2 separate regions of the Homo sapiens genome follow, and region 2 is linked to region 1. Evidence: chromatin contacts called from ENCODE Hi-C or POLR2A ChIA-PET data. All regions are on one chromosome and are shown on one strand. Each heading gives the region's core, a stretch centred on a gene start or an enhancer-like site at or near the end of the contact. The rest is flanking DNA. Distances are from core to core; before and after follow the strand shown.

Region 1 (4,453 bases), core at 1,954-4,453:
GCATCCAACCCACAGTAGCAACAGCACCAGATAGTATGTGCCAAGGAATGACACGGAGAGAAGGGGGAACAGAAACCCAGTAAGACTGAGACTGGGGCACAGCAACTGAGCTTGGGGCCCTGGGAGAAGGAAAGGCAGAGACACTGGGCAAAGAAGCTGAGATTCAAACATAGAGCCTAAGTCACACAGACGAGAGGACAGGGAGGAGGAAAAGGAGAAAGGACCCTGCAGCTCACACACACTTGCTGTGTGACTGCTGGGAAGCCCCTGAATTCTTGGCCTCAGCTGTCCTGTCTGGGAAGTAGGGAGAAAGCTATTCACACTGAAACAGGAATTAAAAGAAATTAAAGAATGTGTAAGCAAAAACTCAGTTGTATGTAAAAAACCCAATTCCCCCTGAGGAAGAGAAAGAGATTGAGTCCTTTATTTTTTTTTATTTTTTTTTTTTTTGAGACGGAGTTTCGCTCTGTCGCCCAGGCTGGAGTGCAGTGGCGCGATCTCGACTCACTGCAAGCTCCGCCTCCCGGGTTCACGCCATTCTCCTGCCTCAGCCTCCCGTGTGTAGCTGGGACTACAGGCGCGCGCCACCATGCCCGGCTAATTTTTTTTGTATTTTTAGTAGAGACGGGGTTTCACCGTGTTAGCCAGGATGGTCTCGATCTCCTGACCTCGTGATCCGCCCATCTCGGCCTCCCAAAGTGCTGGGATTACAGGCGTGAGCCACTGCGCCCGGCCCGAGATTGAGTCCTTTAAAAATTAACTGCCTGTTTTTCTGTTTGTGGCTAGTGAGCCTTATCTAACTCCCTTTCCCAGGCATCGTGAAGACCCTGTTTCTCTAACTGTGCAGCTGCAAGGTCACTAGACAGGATAAACTCAAGTCCTAAAACATGTTTTTCCTTGAAAAGTAAGAAATAATGTAATGCATGTCTCAATTGAATAACTGTCTTTGTTTCTCGCTGCTATAATATGCTTCCCCCTGCACAGATCTCCCCCTACCCCACGAAATACTTAAAATGTAACTTGACTCTTTGTTCGGTGCTCAGTCTTTTTCGATGTTAATCTGACTGGGCCAGTGCACCTAAATAATAAATAATAAGTATCCTCCTCAACCCCTCAGTTTCTCTGATTCCTAAATTATCCCACTGGAACACCTGCCTGGAGAGAAGGTCTGAAATCACTTATGGAAGGGCTCCCAGGCTGGGCGCGGTGGCTCATGCCTGTAAGCTCAACACTTTGAGAGACTGAGGTGGGAGAATCCCTTGAGCTCAGGAGTTCAAGACCAGCCTGGGCAACAGAGGGAGACCTAGTCTCTAGAAAAAATAAAAAAATTGGCCGGGTGCAGTGGCTCATGCCTGTAATCCCAGCACTTTGGGAGGCCGAGGCCGGCGTATCACCTGAGGTCGGGAGTTTGAGACCAGCCTGACCAACATGGAGAAACCTCATCTCTATGAAAAATACAAAAGTAGCTGGGTGTGGTGGCGCATGCCTGTAATCCCAGCTACTTGGGAGGTTGAGGCAGGAGAACTGCTTGAACCCGGGAGGCGGAGGTTGCAGTGAGCCAAGATCGTGCCATTGCACTCCAGCCTGGGCAACAAGAGCGAAACTCCACCTCAAAATAAATAAATAAATAAAAATAAAAAAATTAGCCAGCCATGGTGGAGGCTACTTGGGAAGCTGAGGTGGGAAGATCACTTTAGCCCAGGAGGTTGCAGCTGCAGTAGGCTGTGATTGTGCCACTGCTTTCCAGCCTGGGCAAGAGTGAGACCCTGTTTTTTCTTTTTTTTTTTTGAGACGGAGTCTCACTCTGTCACCCAGGCTGGAGTGCAGCGCGATCTCGGCTCACTGCAACCTCTGCCTCCCGGGTTCAAATGATTCTCCTGCCTCAGTCTCCCGAGTAGCTGGGATTACAGGTGCGCATCACCATGCCTGGCTAATTTTTGTATTTTTAGTAGAGATGGGGTTTCACCATGTTGGCCAGGCTGATCTCGAACTCCTGGCCTCAGGTGATCCGCAGGCCTTGGCCTCCCAGAGTGCTGGGATTACAAGCTTGAGCTACCACGCCTGGCCTCCAATTTTTTTTTTTTTTTTTTAAAGAAAAGCTTCAGATTTTGTCTTTCCACAGTATGAGGATCTTGGCTTTTAGATGGTCCCTTACCTGGTCCTGCTGCTCCTCTGCTTCAAGGTGTCCATTCATCTGCTGGTCCTCTGCTCTGTTACATCAACGGGACCCTGGCCCTGGGTCTTAAGCCATAGTAGGCTGGTAGGAGCAAGGAGTCAGGTCTCACTGTCCTGGCCTGACCTTCAGCTCTGTGGAGGAGAGGTAAGTGAGGAGCAGCATTGACAGCCAACTGCAGGAGGCCCTTCCAGGCTCAATGTGCCTGAGAACCAAGAGGCAGGGGCCTCCCTGGCGGGTGGGGGGAAGAGTAGATAAGTCATTTTAATCACTGCCCCAGCCAGTCCATCTGGTTGCACACAATATGTATGCTATAATAGGAGTGAAGGCTAATTTTTATTGAGCACTTATTATGTGCAAAATATTGACCTCAGCAGTTTTATTAACTTTCATAATCCTGAAAAACACCCCTGTGTGCCAGGCCTGTTGTCATCCCCTTTTTGTCCATAAGGAGAGTAAGGCCCAAAGAAGTTAAGTGATTTTCCCAAGATCACAGAGAGGTTAAATGACTTGCCCAATCACCCCATTAGTAACTAGCAGAGCCAGGATTTGAATTTGGTTATAGCCTTGCAAGGCCCCATCTCACCATCTTTCTTTGCCACTACTTCTCCCTGGGTCTCCATCTCACCCCTCTTTCTAGGTCTCCTTCCTACCCTTTGGGCCTCCATTCCCCCCACCCCCAAGCCACGGAGTCTCCATTTTGCCTCCCCTATGAAACTCTGTCTCCCTCTTTCTAGGTCAGGGAAGGGCCATCTAGGGGCCGGGGGAGAAGGAGAAGCGGAACTCAAAGGATGGGAATACAGGATGCTATAGATTGAGGTGCAGCAAGATCATCTCGGGTTAGACCTTAAGTAGGACTTCCCAAGCAGCGGCTGCGCCTACGAAGTGCAGCGCGAGATCAGGGAGCGGTGAACCTGATAAGGAAACGCCCGAAGCGTGGGGTCGGAAATTTCCAGATGCCCCGACTAGCCCTGCCAGCCCCGCCTCCTCACCTCCAACACTGGGCCCGCCGGGTCCTCCGGGAGCCACTGAGAGGCCGTCGGCGTCGGGCCAGAGCGTCACCGCGCGACGCATCGTGCTAGCTACACGCATCTCGCTCCCAGATCCCTTTCTTCCGGAAAGCTATCGAGAACACGGCCTGGGTAGGGCCAGAGAGGCCCCCGACGTGCTGGCCCTTCCCTCTTGGACGTTGCGCTTGTTCCTGCGCTCTATGCTCTCTGCCGTTATCGCCCGGCTAGTCAGTCGTCCAACTCACCACAGAGAAGTCCGGATCGTGGTAGAGCGCCGCGTCGCACCCATGTGACGTCACGGCGGCGCCACTCGCTTGAGGCTTTCCCCGCCCACCCCAGCCCGTTCTCTCTTTCCGGACCTGGCCGAGCAGGAGGCGCCATCATGGTGAGCTCGCTTTGCGGCGTTCGGGGCTGGATAATCCGCTGCCATCCGCCGTGGTTTTGGGCTAGGGGCACGCTGGAGGGCGGCAGGGGGTCTGCGGCTGCCCGGAGGGAGCAATTCCCGATACTGGGGACCTACTCTGGGGGCCAGGAAAGCAGGGATGGGTCAGTCATAGCCTACCGCCCCCACTTAGTAGATGACCAAGTGGAGGTACTCGGAGGCTGATATGACTGGGTTTACAAAGCCAGGAAGTGGCAGAGCCAGGATTCCGACCCAGGTGGCTGGACCCGCAGCCACTCTTAGTTATTTGGCTTTGCTGCCTTTATCTGGACCTGTCACTTTCTAGTATGAAAAGTCGGGTTCGATGGGGGCCGCGGCGGGTGAGAGGATCGAGAGCCGAATAACTGGATTTGGGGACCAGGCAGGTCTCTGAGTCTCAGGCCCCTTCCCACCTTGTGATGGTTTTTGAGCCTTTGCCCCAGTGTCTGGCTGTTCGTTGGGTACACAGTAATCTCATCTGACAAGTTTGTGAATTTGGGAAGAAATAATTCACAGGAGATGCTCATCACGGGGTTTTGCACACAGTAAGTGCTGCATAAGTGGAGCTATTAAATAGTTCTTGTAATTGTCAACACAGTCTGAAAAACTTAAGTTGCTCAGAAAGGCAGCAGGGCGGTAGGAGCCTGGCGAGGCGGCTCACGCTTGTTATCCTAGCACTTTGGGAGGCCGAGGCGGGAGGATTCCTTGCCCAGGAGATCAAGACCAGCCTGGCCAATATTGTGAGACCCTGTCTCCACTTTAAAAACGATGTTTTAAAAAGACACTATTTGGTAAGGGTTGTTGGATTGACTGATGCTGTAGGAGAGGTGGTTCTAGTAGTATTGCTAG
Region 2 (5,000 bases), core at 1,901-4,400, 470 kb before region 1:
CCTTTGAACCCGGGAGGTGGAAGTTGCAGTGAGCCTAGATCACGCCACTGCACTCCAGCCTGGGCAACAGAGCGATACTCCATCTCAAAAAAAAAAAAAAAAGGTCGGGTGCGGTGGCTCACGTCTGTAATCCCAGCACTTTGGAAGGCCAAAGTGGGCAGATCACAAGGTCAGGAGATCAAGACCATCCTGGCTAACACGGTGAAACCCCATCTCTAAAAATACAAAAAATTAGCCAGGCGTGGTGGCGGGCACCTGTAGTCCCAGCTACTCGGGAGGCTGAGGCAGGAGAATGGCATGAACCCGGGAGGCGGAGCTTGCAGTGAGCCGAGATCACGCCACTGCACTCCAGCCTAGGCAACAGAGCGAGACTCCAAGTCAAAAAAAAAAAAAAAAAAAAAGTACCTGGCTCCCAGGCATGGTGGCTCACACCTGTAATCCCAGCACTCTGGGAGGCCAAGGGGGGTGGATCACCTGAGGTTAGGGGTTCGAAACCAGCCTGGCCTACATGGTGAAACCCCATCTCTACTAAAAATACAAAATTAGCCAGGCGTGGTGGTGCATGCCTGTAATCCCAGCTACTTGAGAGGCTGAGGCAGGAGAACTGCTTGAACCGGAGGCTGCAGTTGGCTAAAATCACGCCACTGCACTCCAGCCTGGGCAACAGAGCAAAACTGTCTCATAAATAAATAAATGGTAACTGGCACATGACCTGCATCATCAAAGGGCACCTACCACCCGCCTGTGCCCATTAAGTTAATTGGCCAGTAATATCTCTCAAGTGCGGGTTCACCAAGGGTGGCAAATCCCACTGAAGACATACCTTTCTGTTATCTACGAAATTCTGCTCTGCAACTCCCTCGCCTCCAGCTGCCCTTACCTACCCAATGCTAGAACGTTCTTCTTGTAACTTCCGACTGTGTGCCAGCTTTTCTCAGGTGTGCTCTGATGCACCTAAGAGATGACCCTTGTCATCCCATTTCACAAATAAAAACACAGAGGTCCAGGAGCCTAAGTCATTCATTCCTATTTATCCCAAAGGTGCAGAGCTAAGATCCCCATCTGCAGTTTTAAGCCCTCCAATACTCAATACTGGGTGCTAAGCCTTTATGAACATCATCTTATTAACAATAAAAGTAGTAAACAGAGTAACAAAGGCTGACATGTGCTGACTGCTTGGTGCCAAGCCCCCTGACATACAGTTTGCCATTTAATTCTCCACCAACATTATAAGGGTGCTACCACTATCCCCTTGCTAAAGATAAAGAAACCAATGCATTAAGAGGATACAACATTTGCCCAAAGTCAGAGCTGATAAATGGTGTGGGTTAGGCATGAATCCTCAACCACTACTCACTGAATTTTCACAAAAATTCTACAAAAGGTGTACTATCAACCCCACTTTTTTTTTTTTTTTTTTTTTGAGACAGTCTTGTTCTGTTGCTCAGGATGGAGTGCAGTGGCGCGATCTCGGCTCATTGCAACCTCCGCCTCCTGGGTTCAAGTGATTCCCGTGCCTCAGCCTCCCAAGTAGCTGGAATTACAGGCACCATGTCCGGCTAATTTTTGTTATTTTTAGCAGAGACGTGGTTTCACCATGTTGGCCAGGCTGGTCTTCAACTCCTCACCTCAAGTGATCCGCCTGCCTCGGTCTCCCAAAGTACTGGGATTACAGGCGTGAGCCACCGTACCGGGCCACAACCCCACTTAAAAAAAAAATTTTTTTTTTGAGAGACGAAGTCCTGCTCTGTCACCCAGGCCGGAGTATAGTGGCACAATCACAAAGCACTCCAGCCTCCGACTCCTGGGCTCAAGCAATCCTCCCACCTCAGCCTCCTGAGTAGCTGAGACTACAGACGCACTCGACCACACCCGACACCCGGCTCCAACCCCATTTAAAACAGAGAAACTGAGGATCACAAAGGTTAAGCCCCTCGCTTAAATCACGCAGCTGGCAAAATGGCCAGAAGCTGGACTCGCAAATCCAACCCGTTGCTCCCCAGAACCCAAACCATTCCTGGCCTGCTCAGTGAACTCACCTCAAACTCTCGAATGTACGGCGCAATGCCACAATAAGGTTGATTGTGGTGTTTTTCATGTGGCAGTTTCTCCAGGGGTGGCAGGTATGGAATAGGGTCACGGGGGGCAAAGAGGGCCAGAAGGTTGGGCGGCAGGAACTGGGTCATCTTGCCAAGTCTGAGAGCAGAAGCAGGACAGCCTTAGGTTAGATCGGGTCTGCACAGAGAAAGCCCCTGTTACTCCTTGACTCTCAAAATAAGAAAGACAGGAGAAAAGTCTCGGAATTAAAACAGGCTCTGTAAGGGCAGAGAACAGTCCTGTGTTGCGGAGAAAAGGGTACGTCTTGGTGGGGGTGGAGGTGAAAGGCCGGTAAAGAAAACAAAAATAACGGCTGGAAAAGGGTTCCTGAAGAGTGAAGTCTCAGAGTCCTCTGACACGAGCTGTGGGGCGGAGAGGTTCCCTGGGAATTTCTGGGGAAATCAAGGACCCGAGGAGGGAGGCCCAGAGCAGCTGTGGCTGCTCGTCCCGTGCCGTGGAGGGCAAATTACGAGATGCAGTTTGCAGGGTCCTGGGGATCGGAAGTTTCCAAGCAAAGAAAGAGAAACATAAGGAGCGAAGCCCCAAAACCAAGTGCTTGTGGGTAACAGACCTGGACCCCGCAAAAAGCGAAAGGAATTATGGGTAAGGGTCCAGGACAACATAGACAAACGAAAAAGAAAAAAGGCCACACACCGCAAGGGCCTGTGGGTAGGGAACCACGAGGGCGCTGTGGGAAGCGGGCGTGGGTGCCCAGAGATTTCGGGGTCCGGGAAAGGGATGCAGAAGGGACCTGTGGCGGGGACGCGGGAAAGGGGCCTGGCCGCGGGGAAGAGGACCGGGCCCACCGCTGGGGCTTCTGGGTAGCGGCCCCGCACCCCGTCGGGCCACTCAGTCACACTCACTCACCGCGTAGCGCCCTCCTCGCTCTGGCGTCTGTCCGGAGGCTCGCGGCGGCTGCGGCAGCCCCTCAGCAACAACAACTCCTGCTTCGGCTTCCACTCCGGGGGCGTCCACGTCCGTCTGATTCCGTCGCCCGCTAAGCGAGCGCACCAGGCCGCTGCTCAGCCACCCGCGCGGCCTCCGATAGCGACTGGAGCAGGGGGTGGGTCCCGGCCGCAAATCCCTCCGCCGTCCTCACTGCGCACGCGCCGTGCGGTGCCAACAACAACCCACACACTAGGACCCGGCGCTGCCGCGGGCACAGCGCACGCGCGAGGTCACTACCCCGCCTTTGGGCACCTTGAGTACCTCAGCCGCGGGGGGCTGGCTTCTGCACTGCGCGCGCGCGCTTGCCCCAAGCCGCCCCTCCACCTCCCGCTTTCCGCGCCGAACCGCCTATGTCCGCGAGACTCTCCCTGATGCTCCGCCCCTTTCCGATCACACTTCCCGGATCTTTCGCGCATGCGTTTTGCGTAGAGAACTGTAACGTACCTCTCCGCCGCCTAGCAAAGAGTCCCTAGGTGAACAGCCTGATTGCGTTGATGTCTAATCTATTCAATCAATAACTATTCATCGAGCATCTCGTGTGTGCTAGGCACTGTCTGGGCTTTGGGGGTACAGCACGTGATTAAAGCAAAGTCTTCTGCTGCTAGGGCTTACATTGTACTGGGAGAGACAATAAAAGCATTTAACTGAATAAAGATAATTTGAGGCCAGGCGCGGTGGATCACGCCTGTAATCCCAGAACTTTTGGGAGGCTGAGGCGGGCAGATCACCTGAGGTCAGGAGTGTGAGACCAACCTGACCAACATGGTGAAAGCCCGTCTCTACTAAAAATACAAAAATTAGCCGGGCGTGGCCGTGCGCGCCTGTAAGCCCGGTTACTCTGGAGGCTGAGGCGGGAGAATCGCTTGAACTCGGGAGGCGGAGGTTGCAGTGAGCCGAGGTCGTGCCATTGCACTCCAGCCTGGGCGACAGAGCGACTCCGTCTCAAAAGTAAATAAATAAATAAATAATAAAAGATAATTTGAGATAGTGGCCAGCATAATGAAGAACGATGGAGCAGAATAAAGGGATGGGAAGTGAGAGCGAGGCTGTTTTAGAAAGGGTGATAATGGAAGGCCCCTCTGAAGAGGTAACATTTGAATAAAGGACAGATAGAAGCGAGATCTGGGGTGGGGCCGGGGGGGCGGTGTTTAACAGTAAGTGCAAAGGTCCTGAACTGAGACCAGATGGCAGGAATCTCAGGTTGTTGGCCATGAGATCAGAGAGCTGGCACTTGTTATTTAGAGCCCTGTTCTTAAGTATTGTATCTTAAGTTTTGTGGATGGATTCAATAGCCTGTTTAATAACTACAGAAATTATTGCAAATTAAAATGACTAATTTTATGTTTCAAGAAAAAGGCCGAGTGCAGTGCTCACGCCTGTAATCCCAGCACTTTGGGAGGCCAAGGCGGGCAGATCACCTGAGGTCAATAGTTCGAGACCAGACTGATCAACATGGAGAAACCCCGTCTCTACTAAAAATACAAAATTAGCTGGGCATGGTGGCACATGCCTATAATCCCAGCTACTTGAGAGGCTGAGGCAGGAGAATCACTTGAACCTGGGAGGCAGAGGTTGTGGTGAGCCAAGATGGCACCATTGCACTCCAGCCTGGGAGACAAGAGCAAAACTCCGTCTCAAATAAAAAAAAGAAGTGGGAGGATCGTTTGAGCCGAGAAAGTTGAGGCTGCAGTGAGCCAAGATTGTGCCACTAGACTCCAGCCTGGGCGACAGAGCGAGACTCCGTCTCAAAAAAAAAAAAAAAAAAAGAAAGAAAAGGGCTGGGTGTGGTGGCTCACACCTGTAATCCCAGCACTTTGGGAGGCCGAGGTGGGCGGATCACCTGAGGTCAGGAGTTCGAGACCAGCCTGGCCAACATGGTGAAATCCCATCTCTACTAAAAATACAAAAATTAGCTGGGAGTGGTGGCACGCACCTGTAATTCCAGCTACCTGGGA

The links. A loop is a pair of places that touch in the nucleus more often than their neighbours do. ChIA-PET counts read pairs that join two places held with the same protein, here RNA polymerase II (POLR2A). Pooled maps may share reads with other maps.
Region 2: a map of CD4-positive, alpha-beta memory T cell shows a loop between it and region 1 (22-fold over the local background). The contact joins the promoter of SNRNP70 here to the promoter of SPHK2 in region 1. A Hi-C loop is called at or near these places in 1 of 168 maps with a recorded cell type or tissue (CD4-positive, alpha-beta memory T cell) and 12 of 50 pooled maps. POLR2A ChIA-PET finds 5 or more read pairs at or near these places in 2 of 52 experiments (activated B cell and activated CD4-positive, alpha-beta T cell).

Annotation. Positions count from the first base shown.
Region 1 is chr19:48,618,256-48,622,708 of GRCh38, reverse strand. SPHK2 (sphingosine kinase 2) reads right to left here and starts at 3,203. Exons shown (of 7, transcript NM_020126.5): 1 at 3,166-3,203; 2 at 2,156-2,307. The coding sequence starts at 2,194. RPL18 (ribosomal protein L18) reads left to right here and starts at 3,531. Exons shown (of 7, transcript NM_000979.4): 1 at 3,531-3,568. The coding sequence starts at 3,566. RefSeq lists enhancers at 2,860-2,949, 3,110-3,789, 4,060-4,453.
Region 2 is chr19:49,083,601-49,088,600 of GRCh38, reverse strand. SNRNP70 (small nuclear ribonucleoprotein U1 subunit 70) reads right to left here and starts at 3,150. Exons shown (of 10, transcript NM_003089.6): 1 at 2,965-3,150; 2 at 2,040-2,196. The coding sequence starts at 2,186. RefSeq lists enhancers at 2,965-3,054, 3,405-3,474.